2 separate regions of the Homo sapiens genome follow, and region 1 is linked to region 2. A link is a contact called in ENCODE Hi-C or POLR2A ChIA-PET data. All regions are on one chromosome and are shown on one strand. Each heading gives the region's core, a stretch centred on a gene start or an enhancer-like site at or near the end of the contact. The rest is flanking DNA. Distances are from core to core; before and after follow the strand shown.

The links. A loop is a pair of places that touch in the nucleus more often than their neighbours do. ChIA-PET counts read pairs that join two places held with the same protein, here RNA polymerase II (POLR2A). Pooled maps may share reads with other maps.
Region 1: a loop to region 2 is called in a map with no recorded cell type, with 2.2 times the contacts of the local background. The contact joins two enhancer-like sites. A Hi-C loop is called at or near these places in 2 of 168 maps with a recorded cell type or tissue (CD8-positive, alpha-beta T cell and endothelial cell of umbilical vein), 1 of 37 single-sample maps with no recorded cell type and 1 of 50 pooled maps. POLR2A ChIA-PET finds 5 or more read pairs at or near these places in 10 of 52 experiments (CD8-positive, alpha-beta T cell, GM12878, IMR-90 and 7 more).

The regions. Positions count from the first base shown.
Region 1 is chr20:45,052,004-45,054,703 of GRCh38, reverse strand. All of the region lies in intron 10 of STK4 (serine/threonine kinase 4), which reads right to left. Among named protein-coding and RNA genes, the nearest start is that of KCNS1, 48 kb to the left of the region's middle. Within about 2 kb of position 1,428, at least 7 of the 41 ENCODE cell types and tissues checked have a DNase peak (open chromatin) inside an H3K27ac peak, as active enhancers do; they include CD8-positive, alpha-beta T cell, where a contact is called at or near this core.
Region 2 is chr20:44,989,352-44,992,051 of GRCh38, reverse strand. All of the region lies in intron 5 of STK4 (serine/threonine kinase 4), which reads right to left. Among named protein-coding and RNA genes, the nearest start is that of STK4, 24 kb to the right of the region's middle. Within about 2 kb of position 1,336, at least 7 of the 41 ENCODE cell types and tissues checked have a DNase peak (open chromatin) inside an H3K27ac peak, as active enhancers do; they include CD8-positive, alpha-beta T cell, where a contact is called at or near this core.

The sequences.
Region 1 (2,700 bases), core at 179-2,678, 63 kb before region 2:
AATTTGAGGTTTGAAGAATTATATAATCCATTGAGGTTAACACAGCCCGCAAGTGGTTGAAATCAAAATTGAATCAGGTTCTGTCTGACTCTGGGGTCTGTACTTTTTCCTTTTTTTTTTTTTTTGAAAAAAAAAAAAAAAAAAGATAGGGTGTCCCACTGTTGCCCAGGCTAGAGTGCAGTGGTGCAATCATAGCTTACTGCAGCCTCAAACTCCGGGTTCAAGTGATCCTCCTGCCTCAGCCTCTTGAGTAGCAGGACTACAGGTGGGCACCACCATGCCTGGCTAATTTTTTAATTTTTTGTAGAGACAAGGTCTAGCTACATTGGTCAGGCTGGTCTCAAACTCCTGGGCTCGAGGGATCCTCCCGCTTTGGCCTCTCAAAGTGCTAGGATTACAGATGTGAGCCCCGCACCTGGCCAGGAGTCTGCACTTTTAATGAAATGTCACCCAACATCTACTACTATTGGCTAAGTGCTTTCACACTCATTTTCTCAGCTAAACAGAGAGAGAATGAAGCACGGACAGCAGTAAAGCCTATATGCGGGGCAGCATTAGCATACAGAGAACCCACGATTTAGTCACTTGCCTTGGTAACAATGAACTGGCAAATTTTCCTAAACCCAAGTTACCATAGTACTAAGTAGTTAGGGGAAAGAGATGGTGGCTTTCTCTATCTGCAAAACGGAAAATCCAGACAATCCCAACTAACTTTTGCTAAAGTTCCTGTGAGAAGTAATCAAAATTTCATGGATAGAGGTTCCCTGGGGACAAATTTTGGCTGAAAAAAAAAACAAAAAACAAAAAAAAACTACTATCTTTACACACAGCTTTGAGCAATGATTTGAACTACTTCCAACTTGTGGAATTCCCTCTTCTCAGAAATGACTGCAGGTAGTCAAGCAAATGTGAGATGATGCCTCTTGTTGGAAATATAGCAAGAGCTGGAAAATATGTCCTTTAAGACCCTTTTCAATTCTGAAAGTTTATCATTCTCTGATACAGTGTTGGAACAGATGATTGAGAGAGACAATGGCTTCTAGGAATTCAAGACATGCCCATCTGTCACCTGTGCTTACAGTGAAGCCACACAGAAGTTAACTATGGAACAGTCCTTCCTAGGGCCTAAGGTGCTAGGATACTTATTGCAGTTCTTAGGCTCCATTTCTGAGCCAGTCTGGACTCAGCTCTTTTTCTCACCATGTAGTTGAGATTAAAATTATCCTGTAGTTTAATATCAGAGAATAAATGGCCACAAGAATGAACGCTAAAGAAGAAGCCTGCCAAGCAGCCATGGATCAAGCAGTCTCCGAACCAAACAAAGGAAATGAAAAACAGTCTCAGGCTCACACAGGCTGATACTGTTTTAAGCAACCTCTTGAGGTCAAAAACCGCAGGCATTTAAGTCCTGCTCTCAAAGCCATTTCAATAACTGAGTTAAAAACCCAGCTCAAATCAGCTAGCACGATCCACCAGCAGAACCAGGCTACTGTGGTTCTGAGACAAAGATGACATTCATTTACCATGTGGTTTCTCAGAAAGCGTATCTACACAGCAGGTTTCCCTGGCAATTTTGGATACATATGTCTTTTCCAGACTGCTGTTCTTGGCTAGTTTTCTGAAAGAAAAGAGCACAAAATCTCATTATATTCCAAAGCACAAATAAATTCAGTCTCAACATACTTTAAACCAAGCTTTACAGGAAAAATAAGAAGTTGAAACAAAAATAGTGTACCCTGTCAAGAACAATTTAGGATAGTCTTCTCACCAGAAACTGCTCGACAGGACTACTTCAGTAAAAAGCCATTAACAGGCAGTGCTGTTGACCTTGGCTAGCTACTGGGCATTCACATGGCACTGCCGGGTCAGAAACCTAAACACCAAACATAGTCTCCATTCATCTTTCTTCTAGCACAGAAGAAAAGAAACTCATCAGAAAAAGTTTAAAAAGCAGAGCATGGAGATTGTCCAGAAAGGTGGTGGCAAGAGTCTGAGAGCGCAGGTGCTGATGGTTAAAACCCCAGCTTAATTCACACACTCAACAGGCAAAAAAATGCAACAATAAAAACAATCACAAAGACTCAATCCCCAAACCTCCTGTTGACAAGAAAAAAGCCTGGCTTAATATATTAGAACGACCTGAAAACAACCCAACTCCAACCAAAAAAGCCCCAAATGTTAAATGCCAAGTAAAAAGAGGATGATTAAATCAATCAAAAGAATGTAATGTGATGGGCTACTATGTGACCCTTAAAAATGATTTCACAAGTGTTTTTAATGATATGAGAAAATGTTTAAGATATGTTAAGTGAAAAAAAATCAAGATTTATTATGCATGCAGAATGATCTCAGCTGTGTAAAATAATATCTAAGTATTAAAAAACTGGAAGGAAATGTTAAAATGTAATTATTATTGCTGGGGGGGGTGGAAGAGTTGTAAGAGACATTTTCTTCTTTAAGCTTTTCTTCAGTCTCTAAACTTTCTATAATGAGTGTGTTTTTACAACTAGAAGGTTAACAAAATAGCATTGTAACATTATAGAAGAGCAAACCAACACCAAAAAAGAAGAAAATAATAACATTTATTAAGTGCTTATTGCAGGCCAGCAGTAAGGACCATTGTCCTAAAGGTGCTTTACGTGCATTACAGGTTTAGTATCCCTTATCCAAGATGCCTGGGACCAGAAGTGTTTTGGATTT
Region 2 (2,700 bases), core at 87-2,586:
AGCATATACAAAATAGGAGTAACAATTTTAACATAAATTTTTTTAGTTTATCTTTTTTAATAAGATTTATTTAAAAGATGCAACACTCAGCCAGGCACAATGGCTCAAACCTGTAATCCCAGCACTTTGGCACGCCAAGGGGGGCAGATTGCTTGAGCTCAGGAGTTTGAGACCAGCCTGGTCAACATGGTGAAACTATGTCTCTACAAAAACTACTAAAAATTAGCTGGGGGTGGTGGTGTGCGTCTGTAGTCCCAGCTACCCAAGAGGCCAAAAGTGGGGGTATCACCTAAGCCTGGTGGTTGAGGCTGCAGTGAGCCGTGATTGTGCCACTGCACTCCAGGCTGGGTGACAGAGCAAGACCCTGTCTCCCAAAAACAAAAAAAAAAAGTACAACATTCAATTAGGAAAACTGACACAAAAATGAACATTTACAAACGAATTTTTATAAATGGCCAATAATTAAATGCAAAAATATGTCAACTGCTTTGAGAAATAGCAGGGAAGATACAAGTTGCTGCCCATTCAGCATTAGCAAATATGAGGGGAAAAGAGCACATTTATATACTGAAGTTGGAAACTGAAACTGTTCACTTCTAGAAGAAATTCAGCACTATGCATCAAAAGCACTTTGCCAATATACATTCACATATTTTCTGACCTAGATTCCAATGTAAATAAATTATCCTAAGGATTTACTCAAGGAAATGCTGAAAAATTTAGTTGCAAGAATGTTAATCACAGAGTTTATGTTTATAGTGGTGGGAAAACTCTAAGCAACCTTAATGGGCACCCAACATCCAACTGTAGGGAAAGAGTTAAATAAATCATGCTATATCCATACAATGAAATACCCATGTTGCCACCAGAAATAATATTACAGAGTCTTGGGTAAAGATGACAGCTTGAGCAAATACATTTTACTTTCACTATCTCTCAAAACTCACTCAAAAAGATACTAAAAGGATTGTTTTTTAAGAATAAATCTACAAGAATAAAAAAACAAAGGGGAAAATAACTACAGCCACAGAATTTTAAAAGCTGGAGAGCAGATGGCCCAATAGTAACTAACTGAACAGACTATCAGATGGAATCCTCAGTCAGTCGCCAGGAAAACTAGGAAACAACCTGATTTTAACACCAACCCCTCCAAAAGACTTAGAAATTGGTGGCATCAGGCAGAGAAAAGAGGGGTGAAAACGGACATCCAAATAGGAAGCCTGGGTTGAAAGAGTTAAGAAGCAGCTAAGCACCCTAAACCTTCCTCTCCCATCAAGCAACTAGTGGGCTTCCCTCGCCCCACCCTGGCATTAGACTGGAGGTGTACTCTCTGGGGAGTGAAACCGAGGATCTCTAGACTATAGAGAGTGTGGGTGGTGTTGTGAATCAGGAACATTAAATGAGCATTAACATGTTAACAATCCCCACTGCCACCACCACCACCACTTCCCAGAAAGCTGCCAACAAGGCCTACAGCCTCTAGACAAGAGACCGGAGAGGGGCCTAAACTTAGTAGTACTGGAGGTTTCACAACCAAACAGCCAAGTCAGATCATCTTGTACTACAGTTTCAGTTTATTTTAGTGAAGGAAAAAAAATCTCATTTTTTTTAACAAAACAACATACATGTTCACAGTTAATTTAAAAAAAAAAAAGTCCAGCAAGGTGCCAGGACACAAGATAATATACAAAAATCAATTGTATGTTACACTAGCAATGAACAATCTGAAAATAAGGCAAATCCATTTAAAATAGTATCAAAAAGTACAAACTACTTAGGAATGAATTTAACCAAATACATGCAAAACTTGTACACTGCAAATTATAAAACATTGCTAAAAGAATTAAAGAAAATCTAAATAAATGGAAAGACAGCTTATATTCATAGATCGGAAGACAATATTGCCAAAATGGCAGTATTTTCAAGCTGATTTACGATTCAAAATAATGTCTACCAAAATCCCAACGGCCTTTTCTGCAGAAATTGACAAGCTGATCCTAAAATTTATGTGGAAATACAAGGGACCCAGAATAGCCAAAACAATCTTGAAATAGAAGGACAAAGTTGGAACACTCACACTTAACCAACTTCAAAAATTACTTCAAACTTACAGTAATCAAGACAGCACAGAACTGGTGCAAGGACAGACATATAGGTCAATGGAATAGAATTGAAGGCATAGAAATAAACTCATACATTTCAACAAAGAAAAAACAGTCTTTTCAACAAATGTTGGAACAACTACATATCAACATATAAAAGAATGAAATTGGATGCCTATCTCACACCATGAAAACTAACTCAAAACAGATTACAGATCTAAACATAAGAGCTAGAACCATTAAACACTTCAAAGAAATCATAGGAGTAAATCTCCATGACCCTGCATTAGCTAATGATTTCTTAGATGTGACACCAGAAGCACAAGCAACAAAAGAAAAAAGAAACTGGACACGACCAAAATTTAAAAATTTTGTATTTCAAAGGACACCTTCAAGACAACCCACAGAATGAGAGAAAATATTTGCAAATCATGTACATAAGAGACTTATATCTAAAATATATAAAGAACTCTTAATTCAACAATAACAAGGTAAATAACCCAATTAAAAATGGGCAAAAGATTTAAATAGACATTTTCCCAAAGATACCCGAATGTCCAATAAGCAGAAAAAATGACAGTCGACATCACTAGTCATT